Regions from separate parts of the Mus musculus genome. Here region 1 is linked to region 2. The links are chromatin contacts, found by POLR2A ChIA-PET in ENCODE. All regions are on one chromosome and are shown on one strand. The core of a region is the stretch at or near the end of the contact, and the rest is flanking DNA. Distances in the headings are between cores, read along the strand shown. Region 1 holds the start of Eif1 (eukaryotic translation initiation factor 1). Region 2 holds the start of Nkiras2 (NFKB inhibitor interacting Ras-like protein 2).

Region 1 (4,454 bases), core at 1,766-4,265, 300 kb after region 2:
ACTCTGTAGACCAGGCTCGCCTTGAGCTCAGAAATCTGCCTACCTCTGCCTCCCTCCCAAGTGCTGGGATCAAAGGTGTGTGCCACCACTGCCTGGCTTTTTATTATCTTACTGTGTACATTTTATTTTCTCATGTACTAGGACTGTACTTTGCCTTTTCAACAGAACCTGAGACATCTGTCAGCATTTAGAGCAGTTTCAGCCAAGCAGTAGTGCACAGCTTTAAATTTCAGCACTCTGGAGGCAGGGGCAGGTAGATTGGGAGTTTTAGGCCAGTCTGGTATATAAGAGCTCCGGAACAGATAGGACTAGGATAGTTCCTCAAAAAGTTGTGTGGAGCTTGGGACCATGGGGTATCAGAACTTGTGGGAGTGGGGACCTTCTACTCCTGAGATCCACAACTTTGCTTGCCTTATGCCCTCAGGATTTCCAACGCAGGACTAAACACAAGGACTAGACTACAGGCAGCTTTATACTTCCCAAATGCTGACCCAGGATGACCATCATTTGGGGATCCTCATTCTCCCTACACTTCAATACTTTGCAAGGTCAGGCGGCCACCTTTTAGAGCCAGTTCTCTATCATATAGGTCCCCAGGATCAAATTCACTACAAAATCCAACATGGCTAGTTTAATCCTGCCCTAGAATTCAAGCTGAGTGTTACAAAGCAGCCCCCCCCCCCACGTTACTAAGATAGCCCAACAGCCACAGGGCTCCAGCTGCTTTGTAAGCATATCAGCTCCAGAATGAATTCCATCTGTGTTGATAAGTGATGGGCACAGCTCTGGTAAATGCTTCCCAACTGAGCCTGTCTTTGTGATCCCTCTCTGTATGTAGCTTGACCAAGTGCAATCTGGACATCAGGCGTTTCTGAAAACAAGCTTTATTTAAATAAGGATTTAAATACATTACATAACATTGAAACTGGAGGGGGAAAGAAAACCAAAAGACCAGCTTGTTCCTTCACATGGCACTGGCTCGTACTGAGTTGAAGCCTCTACAGCTAGCCACACAGCCAATGGCACCAGCTTGGCATTTGTTCCGGGCTGGCCTCACCCTTCATGTCGCAACACCTCCCGGCTAGGATAGATCTGCTTCAAAAGACCACCCTGGTGGTGAACTAAATGTCCATGACTTCTCTGGAAAGGTAGCCCTTTCTGAATTCTACCTGGTCAGATACCAGGGCCAGAGACTCCCTCTAGTGACATAGCTGGGGCAGTGTTACCCATTCTGTTCAAGTGGTGACACTCTCCTAGGGCAGGGGACTCTGTCCAGGGAGCCCCAAGGAGCCTCTGGTCAGACATAGCCTCCTGTGATCTTGGGGTTCTTGGCTTGGCTGAAACCTTGTCATTGCTTTGTTCCAGGGTGGACACTGCCAGGGCTTACTGCTCAACCTGTTTAAATGAGGGACTTCAAGACTACACAGCATGGCTCTTTTCAGTTTATTGCATGAAGGAGTTACACTAGTCCAAGTTAAAAGCGGACCCCAAATGATTACATTATACAAGCTGTGAGGTTTTTAAACTTGTGACAAGGGACAGAAGGGAAATTCTACTCATTGCAAGGAAATCCTCACTTAAGCTTCAGAGAGCCACAAGCACTTAAAACCCATGAACCTTCAGCTGATCGTCCTTAGCCAGCCCAATCTGCAAAAAGAGGACAAGGGAGAGGGACAGGTTACATGACGTCAACAGATTCTCCCATATACACCTTGCAAGGAGTCCCAATAAAGAAGAGTACTTCAGTCTATCCCAGTAGACACAATGGTTCAATTGACCACTGTTACTAAAACTTCCCTATGCCACCCCCAAGTACTGTTTGAAAGTGGGAATGTCTACATGTATTTAAAAGCTCAACTGTAAGGATTAGAAATTCAGGAAACCCATAATGCATTGAGGGCGGCCTAAACTCACCTCTATCAGGAACTGGCATATGTTCTTGCGCTGGTCACCCTGTAGCTGAATTACTTCTCCATATTCTGGATGCTCAATTACAGTACCATTGCAGGCAAATTTCTGCAAGGACAAAAGGATGCAGCATCTAAGAGGCCATGCCATCAACACGGACTCCCTTGACGTTTGCACCCTCTCCCTTGGTAGACCATACAACGTGCTCTCTCCACAGCAGACCCACCTTCTTAAACGCCTTCACTAGTTTCTTTTTATCGTAATCATCAGCGATCCCTTGGACAGTGGTAAGGGTCTTCCTGCCGTTTCTCTGTTGAATTCTTATATGGATATAATCCTCAGTGCCAGCAGGAAGCAGGTCATCACCCTTACTTGCATCAGCAAAGGGGTCTGTGAAGAAATAATCCGGAGGTGTCCTTTGTTGTCCCTCCGGGAACTGGCCAGTACTAGAGCTAGCTTTCTGCTCTAGGCCAGCCCTCCCGCCAAGGCTGATCACGTGCTGGAGAGACCTAGTGGGCAGGCAGCGCCCCACCCGGCTGATGCAACCTACCGGAAGCCAGGCTCCCGAGGCGGGGCCTTCCCTCCCAGCTCCGAGACAACGACGGTGACGTAGAGGACATGACGCAGGGGTGGCGGGAGGGGGCGGGTGTGGCTCGCCGAGAGGCAGGAGCCATTAGTAAATGCGCCACCCGAGACGCCGGGCCCGCCCAAGGGCTCACCTCCCACCCGTTTCTTCCGGGCACCCTCAGAGGTCGACCCTGGGCGCAGATCTCGGTTCCACGGGCATCACCACCCCTCCAGCCCGAGCTAAGATGGGCTCGCCGCGCTCGGCGGCTCTCCGAGCTCCGACCCCGCCACCCCCCCCCCAGGCCCGCGCGACCTTCCCCAGGCTCACCGAAAGAGTGGAGGTTCTGGATAGCGGACATACGATACGATTCCTTTTCCTCGGTGGAAACGGCCTGCGGAAGGCGGCTGCGGGAGAAGGCGGGCGGGGGGGACGGAGCGTCGGGAAGCGAGGGGGCTCGAGGGGGAGGCAGCTGAGTCCTCGGCGGCGGCTCAGTGACTGGGGCGGAGGGGCGGCGCCTGTATTCACTTATATAGCCGCCCCTGTGACGCCAGCGCGCTGCCCTCACGTCTCGGCCCCACCCATGGAGTCAAGCTCCCGGACGCCCGAGCGCTGCGGCTTCCTATTGGTCGGGGGGCGGAGTCAAGGCTTGACGCGTGCGCACTGGGTTTGGCCTGGAAAGGATGTTCTGTTGACTCAGGGAGGGGCGAGAGGGGGGAGGGAAAGCTTGGTCCGCCTGCGCGCTTGCGCAGTGGGCATGGTAGTTGTCTGAGCGGCCGCGAAAACTGGCGGAGGTTTCGAGCGCGCCTGCGCCTACCGCACGTTCTACCATCTTGACCCTGTTGGGGTCCTGGCACTAGCTCTGAGATGGGTCTTAGGGTGAGGATCGATTTGCTTTAAAGGGTAATTACGTGCGGGTCCTCCAAAATTCGACTGATCCAGCCACCCATCAACCTACCCTTCTCTGCACGTATTCACAGATATAGCCATTTAATCAGCATAAAATAACGTGATCAAAATTTGGACCTTATATAGGGTATCATTTGGATTAGCATGTTTTAAAATTGGTAACCAAAAATTATTATTTAGATTAATTCTTCTAAGGAAGGAAGTAGTCCCTTAGGTAGGAGTGGGGACCCCAGGAAAAAAATGTCCAAGCCTCACAGGATGCCTTTTGTCCTACAAGCCTGTGTGTGAGGTAAAGCCTTTGTAGAGTCTAGGTGAATATTTTTTTCAAAGCAGTTAACCTTTCTTTTTGTTTTTTCAAGACAGGGTTTTGGCTGTGCTGGAACTCTATAGACCAGGCTGGCCACATGGGGTCTGCTTTTGCCCCATGAGTGGTGGGATTAAAGGCAAGTGCCACCGCGCACACCTTTAATCCCAGCACTTGGGAAGCAGAGACAGGCGGATTTCCGAGTTCGAGGCTAGCCTGGTCTACAGAGTGAGTTCCAGGACAGCCAAGGTATACAGAGAAACCCTGTCTCGAAAAACCGAAAAAAAAAAAAAAAAAAAAAAAGAGACAGCCAAGTGTGATGTAACTGGGTTTGTGGGGGCCAATAGGAGAACCAGAGGCTGATAACTACTGTGTCAGACTTTATTCAAATGCTCCCCAAAGAGTGGGTGCTTTATATAAAATCTCTTAACTTAAAAATACTGCCAACTTCTAGGTATGGTGGTACATCCCAGCTCTCAGGAGAAGGAAGCCAGAGGAAAAAGTTCAAGGTCAAGTGAATTCAGTACTAGACTGGCTACTGTCTCTGAAGAACCAGAAAAATAGGCCGGGTGTGGTGGGGCACGCCTTTGATCTTAGCACTTGTGAGGCAGAGGCTGGCAGATAGATGCCTGCGAGTTTGAGACCCAGCAGATCTATACAATGAGACTTTCAAAACAAGAAACTGCTGGATGGTGGCACACACCTTTAATCCCAGCACTTGGGATGCAGAGGAAGGTGGATTTCTGAGTTAGAGGCCAGCCTGGTCTA
Region 2 (4,643 bases), core at 2,103-4,602:
CTTGCTTATGCACCCTGTGCTCGCCACCCATCCCGGAATGGGCTTGGAATGGTGAAGCAAGAAGGGCAGCTATTCAGCCATCCAAGGAGCCGCTGCCCTTGTTCTTGCGGCTGAGGGGGAAGGCAGACTTGCTCTGCGGCTGGGTCATCTTGCTGGCCAGGTAGATGAAAGGCTCTAGGAGGGAGCGTCGGTCAGCCACCGACACCTCCCATAGCTTCACCTTCTCGGACTTGGCCCAGTGCTGGGCCACGTCAGGGTCTACGCGACGCTGCTCCTGCAGGTCACACTTGTTGCCAAGGACCACGATGGTGACCTGGAGAGGACAGATGAGAACAGGGACTGTCGGCATGCAGTGGCTCAGGACCAGGTGTAGCCATCAGCTGTTTCTGGCCAACAGCTGGGGAGGATGCAGTTCCCAGAGGACTTCTGGAGGACTAGCAAGAACACAGAGCCCCAGAGAAGGAAAACTAGACCGCGCTTCATGTGCTAGGAGGGAACCTAGTAAACCAAGAAGAAGACTCAGCGATTGAGCTCTCCTATCATGTGGCCCACTACCTCTTGTGTGGGTTGAAGACCCTCTCCAATGATCTTCCCGGCCTTCTAGCTCCTAAACTACCTCTTGGCAAATGCGCACAACTGGGAATCATGCCAGCACCCTGTCTCAGTCAGGGTTTCTATTCCTGCACAAAACATCATGACCAAGAAGCAAGTTGGGGAGGAAAGGGTTGATTCAGCTTGCATTTTCCACATTGCTGTTCATCATCAAAGGAAGTCAGGACTGAAACTCAAGCAGGGCAGGAAGCAGGAGCTGATGCAGAGGCCATGGAGGGATGTTCTTTACTGGCTTGCTTCTCAGCTTGCTTTCTTATAGAACCCAAGACTACTAGCCCAGGGATGGCACCACCCACAAGGGGCCCTCCACTCTTGATCACTAATTGAGAAAATGCCCCACAGCAGGATCTTATGGAGGCATTTCCTCACCTTAAGTGCCTTTCTCTGTGCTAACTCCAGCTGTGTCAAGTTGACACACAAAACCAGCCAGTATACACCCGAAAGCATACCGAGGACCCACGCTCATGCTCTCCTACCACTGGGCTCCCAGCAGAAGTCTAGGACATGTACCTCCTTCTTGTCCTTGGACTTGTCGATCTCCTTCTTGAGCAGCTCGACGCGCTGGAACGACTCTCGGCTGTCTGTGCTGTAGACCAGGACGTAGCCATCGGTGCAGGAGAAGCAGTGCTTGGGCAGCTCGGCCCCATCCCGGAGACCCCGTGTATCATAGAAACGCACCTGCTCCCGCACCCCTCGGTCTGTCTCGATGGAGCCTACATAGATGTCCTCCTGGGTCTCGATCATCTCAGAACCTGGGTTAAAATGAGTCAAGAGAGATGGGAGATGGGAGCAAGGTAGATAGCCTAACAAGCCGACCAGACACAGGGCATAAGGAATATGGGGGCTCGGGAGAGACCAGACTTGAGAGTGAGACCGAGTGTCATGTCTTTATCACACCAAGCAAAAGGGCAACACAGAACTGGGTGTGGAGACACACACCTTGAATTGAAGCTCTTGGAGGAGGGGAGGCAGGGGCAGAGACAGGTTGATCTGTGAGAGTTCCTGGCCAACCTGGGCCGTACAGTGAGGCCCTCTCAAAGACGATAACAACAAGGCGGGCAGTAATAGAAGCAGACACCCTACATCCACCTCTGGCCAAGTGCTGTGGGGTGGGAATGGGCTTCTTCCTATCTTGGCTTTGGGTTTCTTCCTTCTAGATTTGTACAATGTCATAGAACTTGGGTGGTACAATGTTTTATTTTCCCCCTCCATTGTGGGGTTCAAACCCAAGGACTAGTACATGTTAGACCAGGGCTCTGACAGTCAGCCCTGCCTCCAGCCCTAATTGGGAGGGTGTGAAAGCAGCTGGTGTCCTTTTTAGCTTTTGGATTCAGGATGTGACCAGATCCTTCACTCAAGGTCTTCTGCCAGTCTCCCGGGCCCAGCAACACTCACCCACGACATGGTTCCCGTACAGAAGCTGCTCAAGGATTGAAGTTTTGCCCACAGATGCCTGGCCGCACACGACCACCTTGCAGCTCTTCCCCATGCTTAGCTTTCAACCTAAAAGGACAGAAGCCGTGTGGTGAGGGAAGACAGAATCCAAACAGCAGGCCAGGGAGCATCAGGGAGTTAGCACCACCCTGATGTTTACCGAACTACTGAGCAGTGAGCTGTAATTAACCTCCTTATCCCATGAGTGGCCAGGATTTGGCACACAGCCAGGGTGGGGTTAATGGCACCACAAAGGGAGGGGCTTAGAGAGTGGGGTGACAAAAACAGCTGGCCGGGTTTGTTCCTGTGCACAAGATAGGGCACCAAATACTGAAGGAAGTTCCACAAATACTCCTGTTCTTTTTGTTTGATTTTGGGGGGAGGGGGTTGTTTTGAGACAGGGTCTCATGTACCCCAAGCTGGCTCCCAGCTGATGAAATAGTTGAGGCATATGCACACCAGGCTGTTTTCTCCTTTTAACCATGACTTCCGTGAAGAAAGAAGCAGGGATTTTAGATTCTTCTTGACATCTTTTCCTCAGGGAGAGTGTGCAAATATGGAGAAAAACTTTCTTTCTTTCTTTCGGGGGGGGGGGGGCGGGGTTTCTCTGTATAGCCCTGGCTGTCCTGGAACTCACTTTGTAGACCAGGCTGGCCTCGAACTCAGAAATCTGACTGTCTCTGCCTCCTAAGTACTGGGATTAAAGGCGTGCAACCACCACTGCCCGGCATAACTTGCTTTCTTGAATGACTAATTTGGATGGCAATAAATTCCATTTAACCATTCCCAGTTGAATCCACCGGTAAAATAAAGATCTGACAAGAAACAGAATAAAGAGAAAAGTGCTTCCGAAAGATGGCTTTTACATCCCTTGAACTGACAGGCACAGAGAAAGCTCAGATTTATAAACTCTCTTGAGACTGCAGAGAGAGGTCCTTCTAAAGGGAAACTTCCTGACACAGGCACCCGGGGAGCGCCAGTAATCGCCCCTTCCTCCTCCCCCCAGAAAGCAGAGATCCAGAGGTAAGCCTCAAAGGGGTCCCAAGCAGAAACCTCTCCAGGAGAGTTTCCTGTCGCTCATCTCCACCCCGTGGTGTGAGCCTTTTAGTAAGCGACACTCGAGAGGCTGCCAGAGGCCGCCGCCACAGAGTACCCCTGAAGGGCACCCCTCAGAATCTCAGAGGCAATCACAGGACAACCAAAGTGAATCCGAGACAGAGGCCGCGCTGAGCCCTGCCTCCCAGCTCCATACCTCCCGGGTCCCCGCAGCACTCCCGCTGAGGTGCCCCCCGGAGTGGGCCGGACCATGGGAGGGGCAGCTCGACCGTAAAGACGGCCCTCTTCCTCTGGGTGGAAGGACTGACCCAGAGGTCCCGCCCCGCAACGGCCAGCCTTCAAGACAACTTCCGGCGGCGTAAAGTGAGCGCGGATCGCACAGCGCCCCCAGAGGCCGGCGGGGAAATACCCACCAGAACTTGTGTCTGGTTATTAAGCCGATGTTCCAGGCTCTGACACTAAAATGTTCTCTCTCTAAAAGACAGTGACCAGTGACGTTTCGTTCTATCATCTATGCGACAAGTTTTCTTTTTCTTTTCTTGGCTATGCTATGCTATGAATGGAACCCAGGATCGTGCACATACTAGGCAAATGCTCTTTGAGCCTCAATTTTTTTCTTTTGATTTTCAAGACAGGGTTCCTCTGTGTAGCTTTGGCTGGCCTTGAAATCACTCTGTAGACCATGATGGCTTTGAACTCACAGAGATCCACCTGCCTCTGCCTCCCGAGCGCTGAGATTAAAGGCACATGCCACCACGCTCAACTAACCATGCAATTTTTTTGAACTTAGAATGGAGGCTCACATTTGAATCCCAGCACTTGGGAGGGTGAAGTAGGGAGATTTTCTGAAGACAACATAGTCTATACAGAGACCCTGTCTCAAAAACAAACAGACAAAGAAACCAAACACCCCAGCACCTACTTTGTCTTGTTTGTGCCTTAAGTAGGGCCATATACAAAGGAAAAGCTACAAGTTAGAATGATTGAACCATAAATTCATTGTCTAGAATAATTAGCCAGCCAAAGTAACAATTAAAACCAACCATGATGAATGCTGTTATTGAAGTGGGGTGCTATGGGCATGGCAGAGGGGCATTTAACTTAGAGGTGACAGGTACCAAAGAGGAGGGAGGAAAGGGGGGTGTCTGTGTTCATGTTTGAAGGGCCGAATAGCACAGAGATTTCTGAAGCAGAGGAAATACAAGAACCATGACATTTCTTGTATCAGTCTGGGTTCTCTAGAGTCACACAACTTATGGAATGTCTCTATAAATTAAGGTGATTTACTGTAATTACTTACAGTCTGTATTCTAACTAACCCAATAGTGGGCAGCTGTGAATGAGAAGTTCAAGAATCTAGTAGTTCTCTCAGTCCCACGAGGCTCGTTGTTTCAGCTGGTCTTCTGCCTAAGCTGGAATCCTGAAGTAGTAGGTTCCAACAGATGTGCTGGCAAGTAAGTGCAAGCAAGCAAAGAAGAGTGAATCGCTCTTCTTCCAACGTCCTTATGAAGGCCTCTAGCAGAAGGTGTGTCCCAGATTAA

The links. ChIA-PET counts read pairs that join two places held with the same protein, here RNA polymerase II (POLR2A).
Region 1: POLR2A ChIA-PET joins it to region 2 with 18 read pairs in embryonic stem cell. The contact joins the promoter of Eif1 here to the promoter of Nkiras2 in region 2. POLR2A ChIA-PET finds 5 or more read pairs at or near these places in 3 of 5 experiments (Patski and embryonic stem cell).

What each region holds. Positions count from the first base shown.
Region 1 is chr11:100,318,510-100,322,963 of GRCm38, reverse strand. Eif1 (eukaryotic translation initiation factor 1) reads right to left here and starts at 3,015. Exons shown (of 4, transcript NM_011508.2): 1 at 2,804-3,015; 2 at 2,135-2,298; 3 at 1,915-2,016; 4 at 865-1,647. The coding sequence starts at 2,834. The coding sequence ends at 1,603.
Region 2 is chr11:100,621,664-100,626,306 of GRCm38, reverse strand. Nkiras2 (NFKB inhibitor interacting Ras-like protein 2) reads right to left here and starts at 3,352. Exons shown (of 4, transcript NM_028024.2): 1 at 3,299-3,352; 2 at 2,008-2,115; 3 at 1,123-1,364; 4 at 1-313. The coding sequence starts at 2,101. The coding sequence ends at 74. It also overlaps a transcript of Zfp385c not described here.